Regions from separate parts of the Homo sapiens genome. Here region 2 is linked to region 1. Evidence: chromatin loops called from intact Hi-C (ENCODE). Cell type or tissue: thyroid gland. All regions are shown on one strand. Each heading gives the region's core, and the rest is flanking DNA. Links, peaks and the distances in the headings are about the cores only. Region 1 overlaps FRMD3 (FERM domain containing 3). Region 2 overlaps FRMD3 (FERM domain containing 3).

What was found. Hi-C counts contacts between places; a loop is a spot of excess contacts. Peaks named below come from ENCODE experiments on the same cell type or tissue, not always from the same donor. Only the 100,000 strongest peaks of a DNase experiment are listed, where the experiment ranks them.
Region 2: a loop joins it to region 1, with 2.0 times the contacts of the local background. A loop is called at or near these places in 5 of 110 quality-filtered maps.

Annotation. Positions count from the first base shown.
Region 1 is chr9:83,342,931-83,358,518 of GRCh38, reverse strand. It overlaps FRMD3 (FERM domain containing 3), which reads left to right. Exons shown (of 14, transcript NM_174938.6): 4 at 8,762-8,840; 5 at 15,232-15,329. Among named protein-coding and RNA genes, the nearest start is that of FRMD3-AS1, 130 kb to the right of the region's middle. In thyroid gland, for the core only: no CTCF peak of the experiment used is centred there; DNase peaks (open chromatin) are centred at 8,538 and 11,678; H3K27ac peaks cover 6,513 bases.
Region 2 is chr9:83,421,913-83,437,500 of GRCh38, reverse strand. All of the region lies in intron 1 of FRMD3 (FERM domain containing 3), which reads left to right. Among named protein-coding and RNA genes, the nearest start is that of FRMD3, 110 kb to the left of the region's middle. RefSeq lists silencers at 4,933-5,227, 13,153-13,447 and an enhancer at 13,153-13,447. In thyroid gland, for the core only: no CTCF peak of the experiment used is centred there; DNase peaks (open chromatin) are centred at 5,130, 5,600 and 6,660; H3K27ac peaks cover 4,416 bases.

The DNA.
Region 1 (15,588 bases), core at 4,187-12,186:
AAGGCAATTTACAAATTCAGTGTAATTCCCGTCAAAATACCACCATCATTCTTCACATAACTAGAAAAAACAATTCTAAAAACCATATGGAACCAAAAAAGAGCCCACATAGACAAAGCAAGACTATGCAAAAAGAAAAAATCTGGAGGCATCACATTACCCGACTTCAAACTATATACTATAAGGTCATAGTCACCAAACAGCATGGTACTGGTATAAAAATAGGCACATAGACCAATGGAACAGAATAGAAAACCAAGAAATAAAGCCAAATACTTACAGCCAACTGATCAACAAAGCAAACAAAAACGTAAAGTGGGGAAAGGACACCCTGTTCAACAAATGGTTCTGGGATAATTGGCAAGCCACATATAGAAGAATGAAACTGGATCCTCATCTCTCACCTTATACAAAAATCAACTCAAGATGGATCAAAGACTTAAATCTAAGACCTGAAACCATTAAGATTCTAGAAGGTAGCATTGGATAACATGGGATAAACCCTTCTAGACATTGGGTTAGGCAAAGACTCCATGACCAAAAACCCAAAAGCAAGTGCAACAAAAACAAACATAAATATATGGGACTTAATTAAGCTGAAAAACTCCTGCACAAAAAATAAATAATCAGCAGAGTTAACAGACAACCCACAGAGTGGGAGACAATCTTCACAATCTATACATTTGACAAAGGACTAATATCCAGAATCTACAAAGAACTCCAACAAATCAGCAAGAAAAAAACAAGCAATCCCATCAAAAAGTGGGCTAAGGACATGAATAGACCATTCTCAAAAGAAGATATACAAATGGGCAACAAACATGTGAGAAAATGCTCAACATCACTAATGATCAGAGAAATGCAAATAAAAACCACAATGTGATACGTTACTACTGCAAGAATGGCCATAATTAAAAATAAAAAAATAATAAATGTTGGCATAGGTGTGGTGAAAAGGGAACACTTTTACACTATTGGTGGGGTTGTAAACTAGTACAACCACTATGGAAAACAGTGTGGAGATTCCTTAAAGTACTAAAAGTAGATCTACCATTTGATCCAGCAATTTCACTACTGGGTATCCAGTACCCAGAGAAAAAGAAGTCATTATACGAAAGAGATACTTGCACACGCATGTTTATAGCAGCACAATTTGCAATTGCAAAAATATGGAACCAGCCCAAATGCCCATCAGTCAATGAGTGGATAAAGAAAATGTTTTATATATATATATATATATATATATATATATATATATATATATATATATATGTATGTATTATATATATATAAAATATATATATTCCATGTATGTTATATATATACATAATATATATAATGTAATATATATATTCCATGTATGTTATATATATACATAATATATATAATGTAATATATATATTACCATGATGGATAGATATATATATACACCATGGAATACTACTCAGCCATAAAAAGGAATGAATTAATGGCATTTGCAGGAATTGAAGACTCTAATTGAGTATTTCAGGAATGGAAAACCAAACATCGCATGTTATCACTCGTATGTGGGAGCTAAGCTATGAGCTAAGCTACAAGGCATAAAAATGATATGACGGACTTTGGGGACTCGGGACAAAGGGTTGGGGGTGGTGAGGGATAACAGACTACACATTGGGTACAGTATATACCACTTGGGTGATGGGTGCACCCAAATCCCAGAAATCACCACTAAAGAACTTATTCATGTAACCAACACCACCTGTTTTCCCAAAAACCTATCGAAATAAAAAAAATTGTTAAAAAGGAAATTGGGGAGATTTTTCCTAGCTGTAAATCAGAATGTATATGAGAAACATTGTGAGTTTGTATGTATAGTCCTGAAATTACGCTTCTGATTTCCCCATGATTCTTTATGATGACTGGAGGAAAACGTTTGGTTTTAAGAAAAAAAAAAAGCTGCTGGCCGGGCGCGGTGGCTCACCCCTGTAATCCCAGCACTTTGGGAGGCCGAGGTGGGCGGATCACGAAGTCAGGAGATCGAGACCATCCTGGCTAACACGGTGAAACCCCGTCTCTACTAAAAATACAAAAAAATTAGCCGGAAGTGGTGGCGGGTGCCTGTAGTCCCAGCTACTTGGGAGGCCGAAGCAGGAGAATGGCGTGAACCCGGGAGGCGGAGCTTGCAGTGAGCCGAGATCGCGCCACTGCACTCCAGCCTGGGCGACAGAGCAAGACTCTGTCAAAAAAAAAAAAAAAAAAAAAAAATGCTGCTGAGTGATGCTTCTCTCTCAAAAAATCCTATCTGATCTTTAAAAGATTTGACTGAGGTTGTTGGTCAGAAATAGAAAGAAAGTCCCTTTTTCCCTTTCACCCAGGATCTTGCTCAATTTAATCGTTTCCTATCAACTCCATTTCTGGGCAATGGCTCAATGTGGAGATGAGAAATTCTGTCTCTGTTTTATAAACAGCTGTACCTCTCTCCATGTTCTCAGTGTTATCAAATCAGCAAAATGATGCTACCCTGGGATTTGCTGACACAAAAGGGGCCACTGAGCTGCCCCGAGGAGACACTTGGCTCCCCAGCCCTTGTCTGGCAGCTATCAGTTGGCTGTGAGAGAGGAGCCCTGCTGTTCTCAGTGCAATTACAAGCTCTTGGCATTTCAAAGTGGATTTCACTTTTTCCCCCTTCTCTGCTACTCTGGTGGTATGCTCTGTTTTTAGCACTTACATGGCTGAGTTAATGCTTTTCAGCTGTTGAGTTGAATTCAATTCAGTCTTCCCCATTCCCTCCCTCCTATTTCCACCTCCCATTTTCCTTCTCTTCTTCTGGTAGGAGTGTTTATCTCAACAGAACACAATCTCACATTTAGATAATGCCCTGTGTACACGTTCCAGGAGCCATTTGGATCCACCCAAACACATCTGGAAGGTAGACATGATGGCTGGCACTGGCACTGTGACCTCTGCAGAGCAGGAAAGAGAAATTAGGTGGCTTTCTCAAGATCACTGTTGGGACATCCTCTTCAAAACTCAGGGGCTCATCCTCTGGGGGATTTGGGGTTTTCACCACCCTGTGTACCCCTGTCAAGGGTGCTGAAGCCTGAGCACCACATTAGACAGGGCCAGGATGTCTTCTCCCATGGGGTGACCATGCTGCCCAGTCTAGTAAAGATGCACAGTGGCTGTTCATGATAATACTGTTGGGAGAGGGCTCCAATACAGGCTGTGGGTTTGCGCAGATAGCTCCTTCATCAGACATTTCCTGTACTGATTCTGCACCAAATGTTTGGCACAGAGAAGGATCTTTCTTTACGTCATTCCCCTTTCCCTGTAATTTAAGAATAAGAACACATGGAAGCTGGATTGCGTAGACACTTAGCAGCTTGGAGAAGGGGTTAGTCATCGCTGCACAAGGGGATTCAGGACCTTGGACATGTCCCAGGGAGTAAGTGGGGGCTTCCATGTTGCATCTGAGAAGGCTCCTTTTCCAGCAGTCATACAGCTGGTGTGGGTGCACCACAGTGCTCAAATGCTGGACTTCTGACCCCAAACCATTGCCACCACACTTGGGGTTAAAGATGACCCCCAACCTCCTTGTTCAATGACTTACAATTTTAAATGATTTGATTTTTGAGTGTTTTATTTTTTTTCAAGGTAGTAAAAAGAATTGCACGTACTTCATGGGTTTGATTGGAGTGGGGATGGGAAAAGGGAGCAGAGGTGGCAGTCTTCTCTCATCTGTTACATCTTCTTGGCTTTATTCTTTCCCATAGCACATATGACCTTCTACTGTCCTGGTATTTCACATATTTATTTTGATTTTTATACCTGTTTACCCCTACTGAATGTGTCCTCCATGAAGACAGAATTTCTTTTTAACTTTTATTTTAGATTCAGGGTTTACATGCACAGGTTTATTAGCTGGATATTTTTCATGATGCTGAGGTTTGGGGTATGAATGATCCTGTTACCCAGGTACTAAGCATAGTACCCAATAGTTTGTTGTTCAACACTTGCCCCCTTTACTTTCTTCTTCTAGTAGTCCCCAGCGTCTGTTGTTTCCATCTTTATGTCCATGAGTACCCAATGTTTCGCTCCCACTTCTAAGTGAGAACATGCAGTGTTTGTTTTTCTGCTCCTGTGTTAATTTGCCTAGGATAATGGCTTCCAGCTACATTCATGTTGCTGCAAAGGATGTGATTTTGTTCTTTTTATGGCTGCATAGTATTCCATGGTGTATATGTACCACATTTTCTTTATTCAGTCCACCATTGATGGGCACTTAGGTTGATTCCATAAGACAGAATTTTTGGCCAGGCACAGTGGCTCACACCTGCAATCCCAGCACTTTGGGAGGCCAAGGCAGGTGGATCACCTGAGGTCAGGAGTTCGAGACCAGCCTGGCCAACGTGGTGAAACCCTGTCTCTACTAAAAATACAAAAAATTAGCCAGGCATTGTGGTGGGTACCTGTATTCTCAGCTACTTGGGAGGCTGAGCCAGGAGAATTGCTTAAACCCAAGAGGCGGAGGTTGCAGTGAGCTGAGATCACGCCATTTCACTCTCAGACTGGGCAACAAGAGCCAAACTCTGTCTCAAGAAAAAAAAAAGACAAAATTTTTGTCTGTTCACAGCTGCTAACATTTGTGCAATGAATGTACAACATCTAAAACTGTGTCTGTTACCTATAACAATAGATCATTGCTGATTGAACTAATCAATCCTGCCTCTAGAAGTAGCTATCGTAACCAACTCCAGAGTCCCTGAATTTTATTCCAGATATTGAGTGGGAAGAACAGAAGCTGAGAAAAGAGGCTTTCAAAATGTAAATCTCAGGAATTGCTGTAGTGATCCAGATGACAAACTTTTCTAGATCTGTATTTTGATTCTGTCAGAGGGACCAAGGGATGAATGTGATGGCAGGGCCTCAGTGTTCCTCTAGACATCTGCCTCAGAGCCTGGGGTTTATCATTCACAAATTCATTTATCCACACACTCAGAAAATCAACCTTTTATCAATAATCAGCTCTGGGGATAAAAAGCTGAACAAGACATATTATTCTATACCCTCATGCATCTTGTCATCCATAACTAGATCAGCATTTTGGGGGAAATTATTTATCTTTTCAGCTTGTTCCAGCCCTGTGAAGGAACATTCTTTAGCAGTACTACTTTATAAAATAATAATATAATTTTTGCATCTATTAATAGAACCTTAAGTAAGTTTCTTAAAGAAAAAGTGCCCCCCCTCCCCCACCCCACTGCAGTGGCCTCGTCAGGCCTGGATGAAGACATTGACCTTCTCATCAGTTCAGGTCTCTGGCACTACTCCTGGATCACTGTGACAGAACTGAGTGGTTCTTCCAACTTACAGGGACACTCTTCTTTTATTGGTGACATGGGGTCAATGATGTTGGCTAGATATGAGAGAAAAACACAGTAGGGCATATATGATGGTAGAAAAAAAATAGAAAATGTTAAACTTGAAAAGTGCCTCCTCTTGTTTTTCCTGCCGCCAGCTCTCATCCCTTCTCTGCCAAGGGGTTCAATAGTGAGCATATCTTGAGCACCTTGTATTGATTTCTTCTGTGATCATATCCCAGCAAATGGAGGGAGATGTCAGGAACATAGTGGCTTGTTCTGTGTGACTCAGCAACAGCAGATATGAAAAGAATTAAGACTGTGGGCCTATTGTAAACTCAGGGTAAATCAACACTGAGAGGAGACCATTGACAGGAGACGACGATTATGTCCAGAATGAAGCTGGCAATCCTAGGGCCCCTGGCTTGAGGAAGCATAGAGCAGACAAGAATCTACTTAGGGTGGAGGGGCCGGCTGGTGAAGGCCACTCAGAACTGCTTCAAATGAAGAGGACCAGGATGTTTATTTTAGGGAAGACTCAGAAGGCCCACAAGTGTCATCTTCAGATGATGGAAGGACTCTTCATGTACGTGGGAGAAGCACTAGACCTTCCTGGAGCCTCAGAGCTTGAAGTGAGGAGAACTGGGTGGGAAGGCTTCCTACACTCAGACATAGTCAAGGAGAGCACTGGGGAGCAGTTCTGGGCCTCATTGCCTGATCCTTTGGAACAAGTGTGAGTCACTATTTGTATCTGAGGAGCTCCGATGCTTATTGAAGCCAACTTACGACACTAAGAAGTTAATGCTTCAGGAAGGAGAGAAAGGACAGCTCTCGTTTGGGGCCATTTTCTGTGATCTTCCTTTTTATAAATTGCTGATAGTCAGGGGACTTTATTTTTCTGCTCTCTTTAAAACATTTTCCCATACCTATTGATCCAACAATTCAACTTTTGAGAGTCTACATTATAGAAATAAAAATACAAGCATATAGCGATCTGTGCACAAGGATGGATATGGTTTGATGTAGAATAGTTTGAATTGCAAAAGTGTGAAAACAACCTAAATGACAATTAAAAGGGAATAATTGAGTACACTCTGGTGTATTCATAATATGAACTATTCTGTAGTTACTATAGACATTAAGTGAGATCTCTATCTACTGTCCTGGAGGGATGGGCAGGATATAGCGTTAAGTGAGGAAAGTGAGAGAAACATGTACAGTATGATCTTATTTTGTTAGAATAAATTAAAAATCTCTCCACATATATAATACAATCATGTTGGCATATATTTGTGTGAGGATGGCAAAAGGAGGGGAAGAATGTAGATGAAAGTTGTTAATATGGGTTGGAGAATTTGGGGTGTAATGAAGTTGGATAGGAACGAACCTGAGACAGATGGGGCAGGATTAGAGACAAAGTGAATAATGAAGCAGGATGGCATGTCTATCTATCTATCTATCTATCTATCTATCTATCTATCTATCTATCATGTAACTATCAATCATCTATCTACCTATCTCTATCTATCTCTATTAAAGATGGTACTTTAAACAAACTTAAAAGAAAGCTGGGAAATGTTTAAAGATAAATTATTTTGTATTAGAACTGAATTTCTAGATATCATTAAAGATGAATGATGTATTTTTCTAAGCTTTTTCTTTGCTATGTAGAAGGTATCTATTTTCTCCTAGTGCTTCAGGAAAAAAAAAAGGTTCTTTTCTTAAATCTTGGGAACATAGGATCAGGTTAGGAGCACTCATCTCAGTTAAGAATTTTGCTAGTTGTTGGTAGGGAAGTAGGGCGTTGAATGAAAAGAGTTCTAGTGTGTGTGTGTGTGTGTGTGTGTGTGTGTATGATCAGTTTTTCTCTGCTGAGATCATCAGCAAGATGCTGCTCTTTTTTTTTGTAATTTAGATGCTATCAAATCCTTTTTAATAATTGTTTTTCATATTAAATTATTCTTATTATACATTCATATTCAAGAACCCTGTGGCTCTTCTTATGTAAAGGATTCGTCTACATCTGGAGTAGTCCAGACAGTGTAGAATTGGATGGCAGTTTAACCCCTGCGTATCTTGAAAGATGAATTTGGGTAAAATAGGATGTTGTTTCATATTCACATTTGGATGTAGACTGAGAACTGATCCCAAGTAGCTTTACTGATACAGAAGCAAATGAGTGGTATGTCCAATCCATGGAAATAGTAATGCTAACTATTTTATTTCCTTGATTTAAGATGTTCATTTTATATGTTAACTGAAATCTGAATGCATCTCACTACACTGGTATGCATTTATCAGTGTAATATTACAAGTCGGTAGTGATCTTATAATGGAAGATCTTGGAAGTCCTGTAGAATCCCCATTGGTTGGGTGAGTTCTGGATATTTGAGGCAAATTAGAACACTCCAGAATCATGAACCTCAACCAGAATTGCAGCCTACATAGGATTTTCCCTTCAGGGAAACCAGAAAGTTATAAAATTGTTTTCTTTTCTTTTTTTTCTTTTTCTTCTTTCTTTTTCTTTTTCTTTCTTTCTTTTTTTTTTTTTTTGAGATGGAGTTTCACTCTTATTGCCCAGGCTGGAGTGCAATGGTGCAATGTCAGCTCACTGCAACCTCCGCCTCCTGGGTTCAAGCAATTCTCCTGCCTCAGCCTCCTGAGTAGCTGGGATTACAGGCATGTGCCACCACACCCAGCTAATTTTTTTTTTTTTGTATTTTTAGTAGAGATGGGGTTTCTCCATGTTGGTCAGGCTGGTCTGACCTCAGGTGATCTGCCTGCCTTGGCCTCCCAAAGTGCTGGGATTACAGGCGTGAGACACCACGACCAGCCGGCCAACAGTGTTTATTTTCATACAGGTGACTGCCTTTATAGATAGATAATACTAAAAATCTGCAAAGTAGGATCTCTGCATGGCTGACTCCATCTTTTAAACCTTAATTTTAATTCAGAGACACCATCATTTTGGGAAAACTAGTCATGTGCAGTGACATTTTTTTTTCCACCTCACAGGCTAAAAAAATCTTTTGTGAGCCCAGCAACTTGAATGGTGCTTATGTGCAATTTGTTTGTCACAAGGGGTGGGAAGAATCAGAAGAGAAGTGTTCTCTGGAGCTGTGTGCTGGAGAGAATGAAGGAATGAAGGCGAGCTGTGATGTGGAAAAATGAGCTCACTGACTGGGTTGCTGGTATTCTACATTTGCTCTGGGAGTCCTGTCAAGCATTTTCTTTGAGTTTTGTTGTTGCTGTCGCTTTGTTTTCTTGGGCATCATATCTGCTTCTTCCAAAACAATCACCCCCTCCTGGCCCCCACTCCCCAGGCTAGTCTGTCAGGCTGCACGGCTGCCTTTCCCGTGTGTGTTTGAGGCCATGGTCTTTTGCTGCTTTTCTCATGCCTTTTCTTTATGATGTTTCAGCTCATCCACCATACACCATGTGCTTTAGAGTGAAATTCTACCCACATGAACCCTTGAAGATTAAAGAAGAGCTCACAAGGTATTTTTTGTTTGTTTGTATGTTTAACGTGCACCTTTAACCAGCCAGAATCTCTTTGGTCTTGCAGGCTAGATGGGCCTCCTGTCTAGAGCTGACCGTCTCAGTGTTGCAAGCTTGGAATTCAGCGTTTTTGCTTGGAATGCTTCTCTTACACTGAATTGTTTTGGGATTTTTTAAAAAAACAATTGTCATTGAGAGTGTAATTAACTGCAGAAAAAAGCACTGGCTATGATGGGGGAGGTGTTCTCTGAAAACATCTGACAGTGGGGTGCTAAAAATAAATAGGAGGCGTCTGTCTTCGAGACATGGGCAAATTCATACCCAGTACAGTCCCTAGTCTATCTTTTGGATCTCAGCTTTTCTGGGAGGGAAAAGATCGCCTGGCAGAATGCATTGTCTGTCATCCTGCCTTCCGCTTGCTGAATGACCGACTGGGAGGCAGGCTTCCCTCCACTCAGACTCTTCTCAGCCCAACTCTCCGAATTTTTGAGTCCTTGGACCTCCTCCCTTCTCACCTCCCTCTGTTGGGGCTACAGCTTCAGCGTACCTTCTGGGGGTTTGGCTTCCTTGAATAACCTGGGCACATGTTGTGAGCAGGATTCTAGGAGGATGGGAGAGAGAGCGCTGCTGTGCGCTTAACTCTAGATGAGGCTCTGGCTTGGTGACCACAAAAATCACTTGCTATAATCATCTCTCAAAATAAGCTGCTTAGGTACAGATAGATGCAACAGAAAAGCAAGTGTAATCTGCTCTGATCATTGGCAGGGGGAGGTTTTGGGTTCTTGGATATTTTGCTTCCTTGTTATTATCCAGGGTCTCTGGTAAGCTTGACCATTAGTGGCATGGAGGTGACTTTGGGAGGGAGCAGGTGGTTCTGCTCTCTATTATTAATTTCCTCACAGTCATTTAGTAAGGTTTGTGCTGGGCGTGGGAGATGGGGAGAGAGGGTGTGTGTGTGTGGAAATGAGGGTAATAGATAATGGACGTTATAAGCAGTGGTTGGGATTTTGCAATCTGGCCTGGTTTTTTCTTTTCATTGAGGTAAAATTCACATGACATAAATGTATCTCACCATTTTAAAGTGTATAATGCAGTGGCATTCAGTACATTCACAGTGTTGGACAACCCTCCCCACCATCTAATTCTAGAAGTTTTCATCACCCTCAAAAGAAACCATGTACCCCATAGAAGTCACTCCCTATTCTCCACCCTAGTCCCCATCCAAGCCCCTGGCAACCACTAATCTACTTTTGGTTTCTATGGATTTACCCATTCTGGACATTTCATGTAAATGGAATGGTATAGTATGTAGCCTTGGTCTGATTTTGGATTGAAAATTTTAATTATTTATTTGATAAATTTGTTCTCACTTGCTGTTACTACCCAGGGGGCAGTGACTGAATTAGCTGCCAAAAAGAGAGAGAGAGAGAAGAGAGAGAGAGAGGAGAGAGCGAGCGAGCTATTTTTCCTGCCCTCAGGGTGCTAACAGTGTAATTAGGAAGATCAAATCAAATCCTAATGCCTCACTTTTGTCATTTGTTCTCTTTATAATTTTGTCTGGAGGATAAAAATTGAGTATGTGTCACAATATAAATTAAGGATGGACATTTTGTTGTTGAAAAAAGTCCTATTTGAAAGTAAAAGAGTACAGCATTTCAGTTAATAACCCTAGTTTCTCGCCCCTCTCAGTTGTATTTGCTAACATTTTCCTACGTTTGACTAAATAGCTCAGGTATGAATAGTGGAATATCGTGACCCTTTGAGTTTCCAAAGGTAATTAAGATGTTCCACTGCCCTTATACAAGTAGAAATGGACTTTTCTTAGTAAACACAGTCCTTAGAATTCTAAACGAATTGAGAAACTGTGGAATGCCCCAGGTACTTATGGTTTGAATTCTTATCTTGAAGGCATTTAGTTTTTCTTGTATGATAAATTGTTATTTTATTATAAGATTAATCTAAAGTTTGAGAAGAATTTAATATGTGAGAAGTTACGATCATATTCATGACCATGCTTAAGAGTAAAGAAATGTTAAGAAAAAGGCAAATTTAAAATCACAAAATAATAAAAATAACCACAAAAGTGATATTTGAAATCATTTTTTATCCTTTATCTCTCCATATAAGCAATCATCTTACAATCCTTTAGATTTCTGGGGCTTTTGTAAATGCTCTATACAATTGAATGTTACAAAAAGAATGTTGATTTTAATTTTTTTTAGAAGTAGCATCTTCCAATCCATGTAGAGATGCAATTTTATTAATGGCAGCACAATAATTTATGACTCAGACCCTCATGGGTTTTTGTTGCTTAATCTTTTTATGCAGGAATGACACTAAAGGGAGATGCATTATTTTTTGGTAGCTATTATATAAAAAAAATGAGCATCCTTAATGTGAAACCATTTACAAGACTCAGTGGATTATGTTGAATCCACAGTAATTCTTGATTATCTCCTGAGATCACTGATATGGGCACAGCCCCAAAGTCTGACGTGAAAGCTGCTTTTCTTTTCTCAGGAAGCTCTTGCCAAATTGATTTCTGAGTTATGGGATTACAACTCAAGCCTCTCATTTATCAATAAATAGTTATTTGAAACTATTTTTCATGGCCAAACTCATCAAAAAGTAGAAAGAAATGCTTTTATGTTTGATGCATACATTGAATACACAGAAAAGAAACTTCATGGTATTTGGCCTGGTAGTTTACAGTCCTTAAAAAGGGCTAAGATTTAATCATTTAAAGCATTTGTGTGACCTTGCTATTCTGAATAGTCTTGGGCCTGTCCTCAAAGTGAGGTCCCTGGGCCAGCAATGTCAGCATCCCCTGGGAACTTGTTATAAATGCAGATTCTTGGTGTCTGTCCAAGACCTACTGAATCAGAAACCTCCGGCAGTTGGGTCCAGCAATCTATTTTCATAAGCCCTCCAGGTAATTCTGAAGCATGCCAAATTTTGAGAACCACCACTCTAAGACAATTTGGATTTTCAAAATAGTTTATTTTGACAGATATTGAAGTGTACAGTTTAGTATGTGCACAGATTTGTGCCACTAACACCATGATCTGATTCCAAAACATTTTCATCACCCCAGTAGGAAATTTTGCACCCAAGTGGTCATCCAGTATTCTCTTTTCTCCCAAGTTCCTGGCAACCACTTATCTGTTTTCTGTCTCTATAGATTTGTCCATTCTGGTTGTTTCATATAAATCAAAGCATGCAATGTGTAGCCTTTTGGGTCTGGCGTCTTTTCACTTAGCATAATGCTTTCAAAGTTCATCCCTGTTGTAGCATCTTCAGCTTTTCATTTTTGTTATGGTTGGATGATATTCCAGTGTATGGAAATGCCACATTTCTTTTATGTATTCGTCAGCTGGGGGACATTTGGCTTGTTTGCACTTTTTTTTTTTTTTTTTTTTTTTTGAGATGGCGTCTTGCTCTGTCGCTCAGGCTGGAGTGCAGTGGTGTGATCTCTGCTCATTGCAGCTTCTGCCTCCTGGGTTCAAGCAATTTTCCTGCCTCAACCTCCCAAGTAGCTAGGATTACAGGCACAAGCCAGCACGCCTAGCTAATTTTTGTATTTTTAGTAGAGACTGGGTTTTGCCATGTTGGCCAGGCTGTTCTGGAACTCCTGACCTCAGGCTATCCGCCTGCCTCGGCCTCCCAAATGCTGGGAGTACAGACGTGAGCCTCTGTGCCCTGCCCTGTTTTCACTTTCTAGCTATAATGAATAGTGTTATTATGAACATTCACATACAAGTTTTGGTGAGGGCCTAGATTCTGATTTCATTGGGTCTGGGGTAGGATCCAGAAGCCCACTGGTTTAGAACCTTATTACTCAAAGTGTGGCTGATGGAGCTGCACCACAGCATCCCCTGGAACTTAATTAATTAATTAATTTCTTTATTTTTATTTATTTTTTGAGATGGAGTCTTGCTCTGTCACCCAGGCTGGAGTGCAGTGGTGCGATCTCGGCTCACTGTAACTTCTGCCTCCCAGGTTCAAGTGATTCTCCTGCCTCAGCCTCCCGAGTAGCTGGGATTATAGGCACCCACCACCACGCCCGACTAATTTTTTGTATTTTTAGTAGAGACGAGGTTTCACCATGTTAGCCAGGATGGTCTCCATCTGTTGACCTCGTGATCCACCCAACTCGGCCTCCCAAATTGCTGGGATTACAGGCTTGAGCCACCATGCCCGGCCCCCCTGGAGCTTATTAGAAATACAGAATCTCAAGCCCATCCAAGACCCTTTGAATCAGAATCAATTTTAACAAACTCTTCAAGTAATTCATGTGCACGTTAAAGTGTGAGAGGCACTAGATTAGGCAGCTAGTCTGAGTCCTTACCCAATGAGTATAATATTGTTCCTTTGACAGAATGCATAGCAACTCCAAATTAGAAACTTATTAGGGACTGCCTTTATCCTCTGCACACAATTTAATACTAAACTGGGGACAAAGATTGTCATTTGAGCCTCCACCATGCCCCCAGTGCCCACACAGCACAGTGCACAGCATAAAGCAGATGTTAGACAAAGATACAGTGAAGGAAAACATCAGTGAGCCACTGATTCCTTCAATGGATCCAGTGTGCTTTCAGTGAACCAATGGCTCAGAAACAGTGAGCTCCAGTGCTCTGGGGTTGACAGCGTCCCTGTGACCTTAGCACACTAATCACTCTCTCTGATTCTCTATTTCTTTGCCTTTAAAATGGGGATTACACATGTCGCTCTTCCTGTGGCTGAGTAAAGATTAAATTACTTGGGCGCTAGAGACGTTTATTAGTTGAGGTTCTCCAGAGAAATAGAACCAATAGGCTACACACACACACACACACACACACACACACACACTCACACATGCACGCATGCACACACACCCTTTCATACATAATGAGATTTATTATAAGGAATTGGCCCATGTGATTATGAGGGCTGAGGTATTCCATGATCTGCTGTCTGTAACCTGGAGACCCAGGAAAGCCAGTGGTGTAGTTCAAAGGCCTGAGAACCAGAGAGTCAATGGTGTAGATTCCAATCCAAGTCTGAAGGTCTGAGAACCAGGAACACTGAGGATAGAAGATTGATGTCCCAGCTTAAGCAGTCAGGCAGAGTGAATTCAGCTTCCTCTGCCTTTGTGTGCTATTCAGTCTCTCAATGGATTGCATGAGGTCCACTCACACTGGGGAGGGTCATCTGCTTTACTCAGTCCACCAAGTCAAATGCTAATCTCTTCCAGAATCACCCTCGTCCAGAAAAAATGTTGAACCAGATATCTGGGTATCCCATGGCTCAATCCAGTTGACACATAAAAAATTAACCTCACAAGGTGATAACTGGGACTGATTGAGAGATGCTCCCCACAAACCCCCAAGAAGTTGAGAAGGAGAAAAAACATTGGTTTTTGAGAGTTAAACTCTAAAGGAAGCACGGAAAGAATCTGCACACATCTGTAAAGTTACTCTGCTCAGAAACAACAGATCCCAGGCCTGAGCCTGGAATGAAAGAACCTTGAGAAGATGAGGAAATTGGAAGAGAGCTTGATCAGTGTGGAGTAACAGAAAGGACAGGGACAAAATGAGCCTGAGCCAGGGGTTGCAACCTGGCACACTGCTCTGCTGCCTGCCTCCCACCTTGCTATTTTTCTGGAAAAACTGGACAAAGTGCTTTTCTAGTGGCAGCACTAGGCTGGAGCTGTGCAGTGGCTGCCCCCTTTCTAGGGAGCTGCTGTGTCCCATCCTGCTTCCAGCACTTCTTGCACCAGCACAGGTGACTTGCCCGTGTCACAGGCCACTGTGTGCCTGGCCTCAATAGGCATCTGAGTGTGCCATCCCTGGAGTGGGGAGACTCTACACAGATGACAGCTCTAGTTGTGAATCAGTTAGTTGCCTTTCTGGCCTCATAATGACTGCGTCTGTCTGAGGTTGATTAATGTGTCTCTCTGCCCCTAAGAAATGATGAGGCTGGCCTTATGTATGGATTGAGTCCGTTTCCTGGCTCTCCGTTTGAAACAGAGCTTGGGCAGCATGTGCCTGAGATGCAGCTAGTGATGACGGTGGCCATGGCTGTCCTCGTGCGGGAGCTGCTGCCAGGAGCTCTGGCCACTGGGTCCTGTGGCTTTCCTCATTTCTTCTCGTGCCTCTTTGAAAAGGCCGAGCCTGCTCAGCTTTGGAGGCTGATAAGATCTGCTCGGCAGACACTTCTGATTTTCTGAATTCAGAGGGCCCCTCTCAGCTTTCCTCTGCTTGTTCTACAAAGGGCTGGGCATGTCTAAGCCAGTCTCTAGAGCTGGGAAAAGCTCTGGTCACCATGGGAGCTAAGCATGAACAATCCTACTTCTTCCAGACTTCAGCCAAAAGTTAGAGTGACCATTTCTCCTTTTGTATTGCAGATACCTTTTATACCTTCAGATTAAAAGGGACATTTTTCATGGCCGCCTGCTGTGCTCCTTTTCTGATGCTGCCTACCTGGGTGCCTGTATTGTTCAAGGTAAGTCTGGCCACAGCTCACCCACGCCACCTTTGCACTGTGGAGCTCTGGCTGTTTCAAGCCTCCCTTCTCTCCCACCCGTGGCCATCCTGCCTGTGTCTGTGGCTGGAGACCATGTAGGGCTGGGTACGTAGCAACAGAACCCCAACTCACCTTCCCTTCCAAGCCAGTGGGGTCCCGGTGAAAGGCTGGGCTGAGATGTTCACAGGAGCCTCTGCAAAAACAGAGTTGCTCAAGATCCCATGAGTCAGAGTCAAAA
Region 2 (15,588 bases), core at 3,620-11,619, 80 kb before region 1:
AAAGAAAATCTCAAGGTGTAATTTTCAATAAATTAAAAGTATGACTCTCATACAAATATAGAATGAGCACGAGTCAAAAATTTATTTAACTCATCAATGAGGGAACTAGCAGGATGGCAAAGCTGGTTTATGGTAAGTCTATATAGTCAAAGAAACTAAACAATGCTGAGATAAAATTTGCTGAGACACAGCTGAGGTATATAATGGACATAAGGTGATAAAACCATAAATGTTGAGTTGCCTCCTCTATAGGACAGAAATTATTTGCAACTTACCAATCTTTTACAAGTTAGCATCTAATTTTACAGTCTAGACCTTTAAGATTAGCAAATATTAAGTCAAGCCGAGTTTGCCTCCCTAAAGCATCAGGTGACCCTTATGTGACTTTGATAGACAAGACTCCGTGTCACCTTGGAAGAGCACCTCATCGTCTTTTTGCCTTATTTCCAAATTTTGGATTTTACATGGTGGAACCATTGCAGATGAGGTTGCTGTGGTCAACATCTGAACAGTTTTCTGTTGTCTTGGCTGATGTTTACTCTGAAGGGTTATATATTTCAGGGGCATCTGTAGCTTGGGCACTGCCTCCATTTTGCTCTCACCTCTTTCTTTCCAGGGGGTATGCTGTGACTGTTTTCAGGGATATGGCTCCTAGGTAAATCATCTGGATTGGTATTCTTTTCCTGTCTAGCTGTCTTGTTTTTTTTTTTTTTTTTTTTCCCCTTGGTCCAGGTTGGAAAACTTCAGCCACAGAGTAAAAATGTATATCTTTAAATGGAATGGTTATTTTTGGGATGGCATAATTTAAAAGCAAAATTGTATTTTTGTCTAGGTCCAGGACAGAGTGTTAAATGAATCCAGTGAAGTAACTGGTTTCAATATAAGAAATGACTCTTTTATGTTTAAGTTTATAAGCAACATTTTTTTTTGAATTGCAATATTTCAAATGATCTCTTTATTGCTTCCTGAAGCAAGATTTTCTTTGCTAGTTGATCTCTTGTGCATGCAGACACACACACACACACACACACACACACACACATCTTATTAATTAAAATTTGGCAAAGGAAAAATGTGTGATTAATTTGGACACACTAGATTCTTATTTAGTAAAAAGCTAAAAATAGCAAAGCCCTTTGAGCCCTTTGTAAAGCCTGTCGTGCAGACAGTTTTATGTGTCAATGACTTTATTTAATTATGTTTCAGGAGCTATGATTTGACCCTTAGTGTGAGAGAACAACAAGTGGTTTTAATGGATTTCCACGGACATTTCTTTCTTTTGGAGCTGCTTTATCTCAAGGTGGATGCTGCAAAGTCAGAGTCCAAGATCAGAATCTCAGGAGAGGGATTGCCGGGATGAGGACAGGGTGAGCTGGAGTTAAGAGTGAAGGTAGGACTGTGGGTAGAGAGAATCAGTGTTGTGTGGGGCTGCTAGGGAGGCTTTGATGCACCATGATTTTCCTGCCTCTGATTCCTGAACATGTGCATATTCTGGGTTCTCTTTTTTAAATAATTAGTTTGTGGGGATTTAACTTTTGTCTCAAGCCAAATTAAGGTTCTGGGGATTTTTGGGTGGCATATCCTGATCCAATTTCTCTCTATTGTGGTCTTAGGACCATGTTAAAGTCACTAGGGCAGAGGGTTGATAGAAAAAGGTATATTCTTGGTTTCCACCTCATATTTACTGAATCAGAATCTGGGGATGGGTTAGGGAATCTCCATTTGAAACAAGCCCCTAAAAACATCTCAATTTTAAACAAAGTCATTCTCAAATCACCAAAATGGATTTGTCTTAATTCTAACGCCCCTTGCCCCTCAAACCCAAATAAAACTGGAACAAAACAAAAGGTTCTTTCATTACAATCAACATGGCTTCTTGTTAAGCTATCCAGGTTAAAATAATTCATGCCAAGAAGTAACTGGCTAAAAGACAGCCTTCTCGGTGGTGGCTGTGGTTTAGGGAAGGACTCTGTGCCTTCTCAACGACGGCTGTGGTTTAGGGTAGGACTCTGCCACTCCAGATGATGCCCTAGTGAGGCCAGTGGTCAGGGAGCTCTTGATCTGGAACCTTGAGCACTCCTTGCTGGCTTTCTGGTTTGTGGTGGCTTTAGAGCTCACTTTTGAAAGGCACAAACTTTCTCTTAAGCAGGATACCTGATTTCATGAGATCCTCCCTTTTCCAAACTAGGAGGGACCAAAGGATCTGCCAGGTGGGCCTGGATATTTGAATTCAGAAGCACACTGCACACTGTGTGTTGACTAAGAGGAAATCAAATGGAAGTCCATGTGTGTAGCAGAGTGGTTCCAGTTTCCATAAGGGTGGCTGCAGAGCTGGAGAAACACTGAGCAAGGAACACTAAATAAGGGGTTCCGGCCTGGTACGGTGGCTCACGCCTGTAATCCCAGCACTTTGGGAGGCTGAGGCAGGTGGATTGCTTGAGCTCAGGAGTTCGAGACCAGCCTGACCAACATGGTGAAACCCCATCTCTACAGAAAAAACCCGCAAAAATTAGCCTGCCGTGGTGGTGTGTGCTTGTGGTCAGCTACTCAGGAGGCTGAGGCAGGAGAATCACTTGAACCCAGGAGGCAGAGGCTGCAGTGAGCCGAGATCGTGCCACTGCACTCCAGCCTGGGTGACAGAGCCAGACCCTGTCTCAAAAAAAAAAAAAAAAAAAAAAAAAGCAGAGGGGTGGGGGAGGGGAGAGATTCAGATGTTGGCATCTTCTGTTAATTATAGTTTCCTCTTTAAAGGGGAGGCCATACATTTCTGATCATGTTACAACACTTCTTTTCTCCTTGACCTCCACTGGAAACCATGAGAATCCCAAGGCTTTAAGACATTGGGAGAGGACTGTTGATAAGCATGGGCTGTGTCTCCTTTGGTTTGAGCTAGTTTGCTTTTAAAAGCTTGTTAAAATGACTTAATGATTCAGAAAACCCATTGTTCTACTGCTGGGTAAGCAGGAAGGGATGGGTGAGTTTAGGTTTATTGGGCTTGTGAGTGCCATGGGCCAGGTAGGCTGCTGGGAGCTTTGTGTGCATCCTCTTGTTTAGTGTTGGACATTTGTCCCCATTCACAGTCAAGGAAACCAAGGTTCAGAGAGCCAAGTGGCCTTTCCCAGGTGACACAACCAGGAAGGGCCAGGGCCAGGATGTGAACTGAAGTCCCCCTGTGTCTAACTCCACTGCCTTGCAGAACAGGCCACATTCTTTTTCTTCTGCCTGTGGAGACCACGGCACAGTCTCCTAAAAGTGACCTCAAACTCCATCAGAGGCTCAGAGGACTGAGAGTCCAGTGGTCAAGGTACACCTAGCCAGGAGCAATCTTTATTTTTTAGTTTGGGGAGAATTTGATATTTACTAAGCAAACTGCCAAGCCTGTGAGCTTGAGGAAGGAAGTTTATGAAGAAACACTGTGCCTCCCTGCAGATGTCTTTCAGGCTTGGAGCTCCAGACAGGAAGCCCTCTGCTGCCCTAAAGAGGAGGTGGTCAAGAGGGAATTTGCAGAATAGAGCAAGATGGTGACTTTTGACACAAGTCCTTTAAGGCAGGGGTCCCCAGCCCCTGGGCCACAGACCAGTAGGAACCGGGCTGCACAGCAGGAGGTGAGTGGTGGGTGATCAAGTGAAGCTTCATCTGTATTTACAGCCACTCCCCATAGCTGGCATTACCACCTGAGCTCTGCCACCTGTCAGATCAGTGGTGACATTAGATTCTCATAGGGGTGCAGACCCTATTGTGGACTGTGCATACAAGGGATCTAGGTTGCACATTCCCTATGAGAATCTAATGCCTGATGATCTGTCACTGTCTCCCATCACCCTCAGATTGGACTGTCTAGTTGCAGGAAAACAAGCTCAGGGCTCCCACTGATTCTACATTGTGGTAAGTTGTATAATTATTTCATTATGTATTACAATGTAATAATAATAGAAATAAAGTGCACAATAAATGTGATGTGCTTGAGTCATCCTGAAACCACCCCACTTCCACCTTGATCCGTGGAAAAATTGTCTTCCATTAAACTGGTCCCTGGTGCCAAAAAGGTTGGGGACTGCTGCTTTGAAGAGTTTGCCTGTGAGGAAAACATGAGAGGGACAAGGCATAGTTCTGTGGGAAGGCCTAATCCCCCTTCTCTTTTTCTTATGGTGTCCTAACCTCCTGCTTCCGTTATGATCCCTGAGCATGCAGAATTTTATGATGTGGTGAAGTTTCACTTCCACCAATGTTCTTTATTAATATCATGAACTAAGCATGCATTAATTGCCTTCCTAGCCTCTTGAGATTTTTTTATAATAAGGAAACATTTTAAGAATGAAAAGCAATTGCAAAGATATGGAATCAACCTAATGCCCATCAACTGATGAATGCATTGATAAAGAAAATGTGGTATATATACACCAAGGAATACTACTCAGCCACTAAAAAGAAAAAAATGATGTCTTTTTTGGCAACTTGGATGGAACTAGAAGCCATAATTCTAAGTGAAGTAACTCAGGAATGGAAAACCAAAAACCTAGTTCTCACTTATAAGTGGAAGCTAAGCTATAGGTATGCAAAGGCATGCAGAGTTGTATAATGGACATTGGAGACTCAGAAGGAGGGTAAAGGATGAAAAACTACTTACTGGGTACAATGTACACTACTTGGGTGACAGGTGCAGTAAAATCCTACTTCAGCACTATATAATTTGTCCACATAACCAAAAATGCTTGTACCTCTAAAGCTATTGAAATTAAAATTTTTTTAAATCTGTTAAATCTATTTAAGAAAAAAAGGATAATGGAAGAATTCCTTTCATATTAAACTTATATTCCTTTTATATTGAACTTACAAACAGATATTTATTCAGGCATTGGATGAGTGATCTATGACCTTTGTTTTATAAGTTTAACCTGCTGGGCTCAAAGCTTTAAAAGTCCCGGAGGGCCTGAGGCAGTGGTGACATTTTCTGTGGTGGGGTGCTGGGCTTCATTGAAATGCACACATAAAACCTTGGAATGTGCGTGGACTGCTGGGGAGCAGAGGCTGGCCAGGCTGAGGGAGGGGGCCACACCACACAAAGGACACACAGTCACATTCCTCCCGGGCCACCCAGCAGCCTTGGTGGCTGCTTGCCATCTGGCAGTGCTCTCGGTATTTTCCTGGATTCCTTGGGGCAAAGGAAACATAGTGACCTGGCAGACTTGGCTCCTGGCTCAGTGGCAAGGCCAGAGCTGTAGAAGTGGTTTATGGAGGAGATTGCACTTAAAATATCACTCTAGCCCATCCTTCCCTGTCATCATACAAGTTAACCAGCATCCTGGGACAAGGCTAGGCATCCAGAGGGCCGGATGTGGGGAAGACTCTTGCAATGCCGTGTTTTAAGTCCATTGCTTCCAGGTGTGTGGCAGTGTCCTTTCCAGCCACTAGATTGGGAATGCAATGAGGGAAGGGAGTTGGGTGAAGAGTTTAGTTAATAAATATTGGGTACCTAATGAGGATTGTCTATGCCTCGAGCTGCCACGGGTTCCTTCTGAAGAGTGCTAGGGTTTCTCTGAAGAAGCCCAAGTCCCACATTGAACTAAGTGTCCTCTCTCTGCAGAGTGCTGTGCCAGCAGCTGGCAAGCAAGCATGTTTATGAGTTAGTGATCTTTTGATAAGAGCTCATTCCTGAAAGGCAAATGGAAACTTCCACCTAGAACTCAGGCCAGGTCAGGAGGTGAGAGTATGGAAAAATAACACCAAGTGCAGGCACAAAACTGGAGAAGACAAAATAGTAAGGGAGCTGCAATTGGGGAAGTTAAAAAGGGCCTCATGGTCAACAAATCAGAGACAAGAGAAGGACAAGTGACACTTTTGACACCTTTATACCTTCAGCAAAAGCTGATACTCTCAGAACCTAAAATAGCAGAGAAGTCAAATGTTTCATCTCATAAAAAAAAACGCTAAACTTAACCACAAAACTGTTTAAGATTATACCTTGTGAAATACAAAGTAAAAAGTTAGAATAGGGAAAAAAATCAGAATAGAATAAGGAAGGAAAGGCTAGAGTATTAATTAAGATAAATTAAAAATTTTAGATTTTAATTCAGTTTGTCCTAGCATTTTTAAGAAAACAAAGATGATTTTGGAGGGCATAACAAGTCATTCTAACTCATATCCCTGAAAATGTAGGAGAATAAATTATCCACATGGGAATAATGAGCATTTGGAAGCACATGTGGTGCTAGTTTCATTGTGCAAAACACGAAATACATTATACCAATGTCATATTCATTTATGGCAGGGAGACTAGTTAGATGAGGGAAGGCGTACATCTGAACTGGCTGATGTTCTCAAACATCCACGCTATTGGACATTCCCAAGAAGCTGGAAATGTACAATCTGAAATGAACGTGCTCCTTCCATGAGTTCAATAAAGGGCCAATGGATCTCACCTAAAAGGATGTTTTGCTCAGAATGAACTTGCTGGACATGCTTTGCCTATCACAGGGCTCTAATACCACGGAATTACAATAAGACCTCATTGTTTATATGAGGGGCCAAAGCATCAAATTCCTACAGGGGTCAGATAGGTGATCTAAAGGAACTAAGTGGTGCAGGCATGAATGTGGCCAGAGAGCAGGGTGGGTGGCCTGGCCACAGGGACAGCTGTTTGTTACTCCTCTCCAGCCAGCTCCCTGCACAGGGGTGATGCCATGCTGAGCCAGTGCCAAGTGGTCAGCTGAGTTTTCAAGAGGCCAGCTTTTCAGATTTTAGGGAAATCTGTAATTTTTAAACATCTGTTTTTAAACATCGAAGATATGGACGTGGGGCTACCAACGGCTTTAAACTTTAGAGTGAAAAAGATAGGTGAATGTTTGCTGGCTCGTTGGTGTGAAATGAAAGACATTTCTTAAAAAAAAGCAAGCCATTTTATGAAAAAAAAGTTTTTCTTTTATCATGGTCATTGTTTTATAATTTTAACAAGTTAAGGAACAAATATGTGGAGAGACTTATGATCTGCCAGCTTACTAATTACTCTTTTCTACTCTGAGCATTAGTCTGCCTTAGGTCTTTGTCATCTGCACGTGTCTAAACCCACATGATATACATTTACATGTACTTATACACATGTACAGGGATAAAAATTTCTCAATATGGTGGCTGGTACAGATCACTCAGCTTCCACCAAATGGAGCTTCTACCAAATGGAGCCAATCTTGGGGTTTTATTTGGAGGTTACAGGGGGCTGCAGAAGGAGGGGCCAGCGTGGGACAAGGGTTGTGTTTTAGGAAGGTCTCTCTGCATTGGCTTGTAGGACAAAGAGGAGGGAAGAGATACAGGAGCAGGGAAGGAGTTAGGCAGGTGTCTCTTGAAGTTGTTTCAACTAGAGGTGTTGAGACCAAGGCTAGGGATAAGGTATGATCAGAAAGGCCTTGATTCAAGCATTATGTATAATATAGAATAAGACAGCCTTTAGTAAGTGATTAGTGATGGGGGAACAAAGGAGTTCATGATGATTACGATATCCGAATTCTAAGAAACTGGCAATGGTGGTGGTGAGGAGAAGCAGTTGGTGAATAGTGGGTTCTCTGTGATCTGGGGTTGGCTTGGGACCTGCTGACTTATGCGTGAAGGGTTAAGTCTGGATATTGAGTTTGAGAATCATTCGCATCTCTGCATAGAGGTCAGAGTTGGAGCCAGGGGGCTGAATGAGATCCCTGAACAAATGGCAGAGACAAGAGACGAAGACCCAGGACCAGGATAAAGAATAAGGGGCAAAATGGAATCCAAGAGAGAGAGAAAAATTGTTAAGAAGGAGAAGACTAATAATCTCCCACTCAGCACCTGGCATCATGCACACATTCTCACAGAAGCCTCACGAAGGCCCAGGAAGAAGCATGATTATCTCAGTTTTGTAGATGAGGAAACAGGATTAAATGATGAGAAGGTGGCAAGGACGTGGGACCTTGGGACAGGCTGGGCTCCTTCTACAAGGTGGGCAGAGAAGGGAGTGGGAGAGAGAGCTTAGTGCATAAGAGCATATCAGAGTGAAAGCAAAGGGCATTTTTAAGGATGTCCTGGGGAGAATGTTTGTAAGCTGAGGAAAAAGATCAAAGGGAGAGGGAGAAACGGGCGATGAAAGCTGGAGATGGATTAATAATTGATAGGGCTGAGTTGCCAAGCAGGGGGCTGGAGCCAGGATCAAGATGGATCTTCCAAGTGACAGGAACCTGAAAGGAAGCTCTCATTGTACAGAGTACCTGAGCCCCAAGCAGTGGTGAGACATCACAGTAGGAGAGCTTCAGATGTGACGGGAGGCATCAGCTCTGGAAGCTGATGGCCACTTGCTATGGCATGACTACGAAGAGAAGTATTAACTGCTTATTTCCTCTTTATGTGAATATCTTCTATGGATCAGTCACGTTAATTCTCATGAATTATAGAACCTCAGCACAAATAAATTTAGCCTACATTCAATAGAGATTATTTTAATTAGCTTTCATTTTTTCCTAAGGAGGCCATGCCGTCCATTATTTGTTGCTATTACATATGAGTTGTGTGTGTGTGTGCGTGTGTGTTTTAGCTTCAATGAAGAGTAGATCTACATATCAAGGGCAAGGTTAGGAGGAATTAACTTGCTTTCATGCTTACATCATTATCAAGATAATGAGTAAAACATACATTATTGGGTTAAAGATCTTTCTGGAAAGAACTTGATATGGTAGGAAGAACTTGGGCTTTGGAGTTAATGGGTGCAAATCTGAGCTTCAGTATTTCCAAGTGGTGTGATTTTAGGCTAAAGGCATCACCCAACTTCATCTTCTCCAACTGCAGCGGAATGATTATACCTTACAAGGTTTTAATGATGATTAGAGATATGTAAAGAACACCCAGCACATGCCTTAATACATGGTATAAATAATGAAAATTATTATAATTACTAAATGAACTGAGGACTAAATATTTATAAAATACATCAGACCAACATGAGCACACATGTATATATATGTGTGTGTGTGTGTGGTTTATATGTGTGGATATGTATATATGTATATATGGAAGTATCCTTCCATTCTTTTGTCAATGGATGTGTGAATTGTTTCCAGTTTTATTCAATTACAAAGTATGCTACTATAAACATACTTTTTTTTTTTTGAGGCCGAGTCTCGCTCTGTTGTCCAGGCTGGAATACAATGGTGTGATCTCGGCTCACTGCAACTTCTGCCTCCCGGGTTCAAGCAATTCTTCTGCCTCAGCCTCCCAAGTAGCTGGGATTACAGGTGTGTACCACCATGCCCAGCTAATTTTTTGTATTTTTAGTACAGATGGGGTTTCACTATGTTGACCAGGCTAGTCTTGAACTCCTGACCTCAGGTGATCCACCTGCCTTGGCCTCCCAAAGTGCTGGGATTACAGGTGTGAGCCACCTCACCCGGCCTATAAACATTCTTATACATATTTTATAGTCATGTTTGCTACTCCTCTGGGGTTTCCATCTAGAAGCAGAAGTACTTACTATGTACATCATCACCTCTGCTAGGTAATGACAAGTTGTTTTCTAAACTGGTCGCGCTTACTTATGCTCCTGTTAGCAGTGTAGGACGCTGTCCAGTTTCTCTGCATCCCACCAAACCTTGGAAATGTCAGACTTTAAAAAGTTGGCCAAGCTCATGAATAGGAAATGTTTTTTAATTATTGTTTTCCCAATTACTGATCAGTTGAACATCTTTTCATATGCTTGCTGGCCTTTTAAGTTTTATCTTCTGTGAAATGCTTATTCATGCTTTTTGCTCATTTTTTTTTCTAGATTCATCTTTTTAAAAGGTATAAAGACACTGAGTTAGATATATACATATATTCATATATATATAAATACTTATATTTGTCAAAGTTCAAGAGTCAGTTCATACTAACATTAACTAATACTTTCATCTGTCAGAGAACTCAAGTTTTCTTGCTTGTACCTATTAGGTGCCTGTACCTAACAGGTACTGAATGATGAGTATTGAATGAATCAAATATGGAGAGAGGAACAAGTCTACCATTAAATATGTAAGACTAGCACATCAAGAATGACACCTTTCTAGGTCAGGTACCGAGCAAGACTGTTTTTCATGTTCTGTCCCCTAAGGGATGTGTGACCTGAACAACCTCTATAAAGAGCACATGGAGTGGAGTCAGCACCTTCCAACCTCTTGGGTTATTGTGACAGGGCCAGAGGGGAACCTATGACTTGCTGACCACCTACAGTGTTAGGAATCAGGTGCTCTCCATCCCTCACCCACAGACCCCAGGTTTCCTGATGTGTGGAATCACCCTGGCTGCTTCCCAAGCCTATACTCCTCAGGCCATTCTCATGGGTTTCTGATTCCACAGATTACACTTTGGTCTGGGAACCTGAATTTTGAACAAATGCTCCAGGTAATTCCTATACTTAGGTGCCTTTAAGAAACCCTGCCCAAGCCCTGTGCCTGGACTGAGATCGAGTAGTGAAGGTTCTTTGAGTGCTTTTCTTTTTACTCTTTGGCACAGATCTAGCTGGGAAGCAATGTCATTAAGGGGAAATAAGTTTGTTTGGTTTCACAAAACCAGCTAAGTTCCCTTCTCCAAGTTCTCAAGCCTGTGCCAGACAACTCTTGGCTCCCTCCAAACCGAAGCTTGTCTGGACCACCTGATCTCCTTGGTGTCCCTTCTGCCAAGTACAGTGATGTGTCTCAGGCCTGTAACTCAGAAGGTTCTACCTGGTCTTCCTCTCCACCCCTTCAAAGCTTCTCTGTTTACCACCTTGTGCCTGTTAGTCTGTGCTTCAGGCATGTTGATCTCTGCAAGCTGGGAATGTGCAACCATCCCTCTCACACCGGTCATTTTGCTTCTGCCATTTCCTGTCTTTTAAATGCCTCCTCCCACTTATCCTCCTTTGGCTAACTCATCTGAGGTGGGCCTGAGATTCTGCATTTCCAGCAAGCTTCCAGGTAATACAGGATGTTGCTAAGTCTGGAAACCACACTTTGTGCCAAAAGACACGATGACACAGAGCGTGCATCACCTGCTCCTCTTTTGTGCTCTTAGCACCGGGGCCGGCCTCTGCCATGCCTCTCACATTGTATCAGAATAACTGCCTTGTCTGTCCATATGTTTCTTGAGAACAGGAATTGTGCCTCGGTTATCTTTACATTTGCAGTGCCAACATGTAGGAGATGCTCAACAAATGACTGGAACAATCCAGACAGATTTTCGTCTGGCTGCATTTTGCTGTTGGTAACTGTTTCCCTATTGAGGACAATGGCTTGTTGCTTTTCCAGGTGGTGCCCTCTGGCCTGAAGGGCTGGTTCCACTTTCTATAATACCATGCAGTAGACCTTGCCAGGGGAGGAGCATGAGAGTTGGGGGTTAGTTTTGGCATAGGAAGAATTCAACTTTTTTTGTGTCTAATTTAGGTCAACATTAGCGGGTTTAAAATTAGCCCCAGATTCTGAATTTTCTTAGGATGGTTTGCTCACGCTTGTGAGCACATGTGCACACATTTCTTATGGACTAAGCCTGTGAGGTTTAATAATCTCTTCCTCTTCTAGCCCTGTTCTCCACGCAAGGGCCAGGAAGGTTGTTTTTTTTTTTTTTTTTTTTTGAGACGGAGTTTTACTCTTCTTGCCCAGGCTGGAGTGCAGTGGCATGATCTCGGCTCACTGCAACCTCTGCCTCCTGGGTTCAGGCAATTCTCCTGCCTCAGCCTCTCGAGTAGCTGGGATTACAGGCATGTGCCACCATGCCTGGCTAATTTTTGTATTTTTAGTAGAGATGGGGGTTTCATCATGTTGGCCAGGCTGGTCTCGAACTCCTGACCTCAAGTGATCCTCCCGCCTCGGCCTCCCATAGTGTGGGGATTGCAGGTGTGAGCCACTGCGCCCGGCCCATAGGAAGGTCTTTCTAAAATGCAAAGTTGGATTATGCCACTCATTTGGTGGCTTCCTCTCCTTTCAGAGAAAAATCCAACTCCCTAACATCAAGGCTTCTGAATAAGGTGCCTGCTGGACAGGTTTCCCCGGGCCAGTTCATGCATACTCCTGTTGTCTGTGAGTGCCCCCATTCACTCTCACAAGCTAGGATGATGAATGCTCTGATGGCCCCCACCTCTCCCCACAACCTCATGACTCACTTTTCAGCCAGGTTGCTTGGTTGTGAGAACATGCTCATACCAGTTGTCACGTCCCAGGTTGTACTCTGGCTGCTAATTCTCATGCAGGGGACCTTGTTACAAGCTCACTCTTGGATTTTTCTCTGGATGGTTATTCTATAATCTAGGATATATATCTACATTAACCCATAATTACTGTAAATCCTGTAAAACCCAGCAAGATTAAATAATGAACATACTGGTTTATGTTTTCCCTCAGTGCTTTTAGCAGAAATCTCTTAATGATAAGATTAATCTTTTAATGGACAGATGGGTGAGCCATTCCACTTGCAGGTGAGTAAACTGTAGCTAGCTGGGAGAAGAGGCTGCCAGTCTGCAATAGTTATTCTGCTTACAGGGTGTCATTGCCCTCTTCTCATCTACTTGTAAACTAGTTTTTCATACTAGTTGGAGCAGTAGCGCAGGACAATAAAACCAGTATGAGTTGCAAAGCCAGATAGAACTGGGTGAACCCCAGGCAGTTTCTTACTTCGTCTGAGAGTTGGTATTCACACCTGTAAAAATGAAAACAGTAAGACCTACTTTGTGTGGATAGTTATATGATTAATTGGGATCATTTGGAAATGTTAGGTTATGTACATCACAGATATATCTGTCTTCTTGTTTTTAAAGATGAAACCGTGTGAGTTATTTCTGTTTGGAAACTGTGGCAATGCTACAGATAGATTATTTGGTATATTTATCTGTGGGATTTTTTCTATTGTGATGCAATTTTCTGTTTTTAAGCTTGGAGAGCTTCTTTCTTCTTTTTCATTACTCTAAATATGTTGTACTAATGCAGCCACATTGAATTTTTGCACATGCCTGTTTCTCTTTAAGATACCATTGTGTCCGAATGTACAAGGGCTGCTCTTATCTTCTAGAAACACAGCTGCTTAAATTATACCGGGCAGGCTTTCTCTTAAGGAAATCTCCATTGCAGATAGTGTAGCGAAGATAGAGATTCAGTGGTCTGTATATTTTTGCTTCGAACCCTGAAATTTTTGAAAACCACATAGTGTAAGGGTGGAAGGGTAGACAAGGGAAAGTGATTCTGTATCGTCTAACATTCACTGTTTTATAGAACTGCAATTTGAATGTACAAGGTGCTCTTTGTGTAAGAGCAGGAGACATGTTTACCATTCAGCTCAAGGCCAGCGTTGAACAGGGTCATTGTGCCTCCTCCCTAGCCTCTCAGCAAGGGCCATGGCCACGACCGTCTGCATCCACCTGGAGCTTGTTAGAAATGCAGAGACTCAGGCCCCTCCCCAGACTACTCCATAAGAAGCTACATTTTAATAAGATCTTCAAGTGATTTAAAGGCACATTAACGTTCAAGAAGATTTACTCTTGACTGGCATGGTCCGATAGAACTTTCTGTGATGATAGAGATGTTCTGTATTTGCAACATCTGATAAGGTAGACACTAGCCATATGTGGCTGGGAACTTGAAACAGGGCTAGCAGAGCTCGGGGCCGCGGCTCATGCCTGTAATCCCAGCACTTTGGGAGGCAGCGGCAAGTGGATCACCTGAGGTCAGGAGTTTGAGACCAGCCTGGCCAACATGGTGAAACCCCAACTCTGCAAAAATACAAAAATTAGTTGGGCATGGTGACACAAGCCTGTAATTCCAGCTACGCAGGAGGCTGAGGCAGGAGAATCGCTTGAACCTGGCAGACGGAGGTTGCAGTGAGCTGAGATCACGCCACTGCACTCCAGCCTGAGCGATGCAAGCGAAACTCCATCTCAAAAAAAAAAAAAAAAAAAAAAAAAAAAGAAACAGGGCTAGTGCAACTAGGGAACTAAAGTTTAAATTAAAATTTAAATAGCTACATGTGGTTCGTGGCTACCAAATTGGGGCAGCACCATATGAGACTCTAGGAGGCTTTGCTTATAGGCTTTCTCCTGATGGCAGTGTTGGTGCCCCATCCCTGCCTGGAGGTAATCAGTCCTCCTTGCATGGCCCAGGGTTACCACCGCATGTTCTGGGGTCCTCATCTATGACTGTGGCTCTGTGCACAGTCCCTGGGATGAGTGCAAGAGCCTCAGCATTCCTGACACTCTTGCTTTCCTCTCTGGAGAATTTCAGCTGGTTGGCCTCAAAATTAGATAGGAAAATAAACTTAACAATGAAACACCTGCATTAAACAAATGCAAGACATTCAAAACTATCCTTGTGTAATTGTGTTATTATTCCACAACTTTCTGAAGATCAGAGTACATACTGCTCTACCTTGCTCCATCTATAATGTATATATCTTCAAAATATCGAAATTGGTGCTTTTTTATTGGCTTTACTCTTCTTTATATTACTCTGTCCCCATGGAGAACTCGAGTTCAAATAATTTTAGTTGCTGTTCCCTGAAGAGGCCTTGAGAAACTTTGGCTTCTAGGTCTTTGCTTAAGCATTCGTTCCCTGGCCTGGTGGCCTAAGCAATCCTCCATCGGAGGCTTCTGCTACCTAAACATCACCTTTGTTACTGTGATGGTTTAAGCAAGTTCTGTAACTTTAAGACTCCTTTATTTTTCGCCTCTTCATGCTGATCATCTCTAAACATTGTTCCAAACTTAAAATTCTTTTGATCAAATTTGGCAACACACAACACTTCCCAGCTGTTCCCTGGTGATACATGGCTAAGTGATGATGCAAACATCTGTTCTGGCTGGAGTCACTCTCATATTTTACCAAGCAGAGTTCTGTGATCATTTGTCCCTCCCTCCCACCATCTGATCCTGGGGTTCTGCTGAGGTGAGGGAGATTGAAGAGCCATTTGGTGAAGGAAAATGAAGCTTGCTATGAGAGGAAAGAACGTTTATTCTAACATTAAACTATTTACTGACAAATGTCCATTTGCTTACACTTCAGAAATGTGTTTTCATCAGGTATAGCGGAGCTTGTCATCGCCTTATGTTTATTTTTGTCCTTAAATATTGCTGCTGATCAAGAGGCATCCACACTTAGACATAACCTAAGAGTGGGAAGGGGCTAGAGTGATCATTTCATCATATGGAGGAATGAAGAGCTTTCTGGGAATTGGTGGAAGAGTCAGGTTAGGAACTTGGATCTTTTGACTTATAGGTCTCTTGAGGGTCTTCAGGAGGCCCATGGGCCCCTGCGATTTTTTTGTTTTGTTTTTTTGAGACAGTCTCACTCTGCTGCCCAGGCTGGAGTGCAGTGGCACAATCTTGGCTCACTGCAGCCTCTGCCTCCCAGGATCCAGCGATTCTCCTGCCTCAGCCTCCCGAGTAGCTGGGATTACAGGCATGCACCACCACACCCAGCTAAATTTTGTATTTTTAGTCGAGACGGGGTTTCACCACGTTGGCCAGGCTGGTCTTGAACACCTGACCTCCGGTGATCCACTTGCCTCTGCCTCCCAAAGTGCTGGGATTACAGGCGTGAGCCACTGCACCTGGCTGGCCCCTAAAATTGCAGCAGTTTTGTGTGT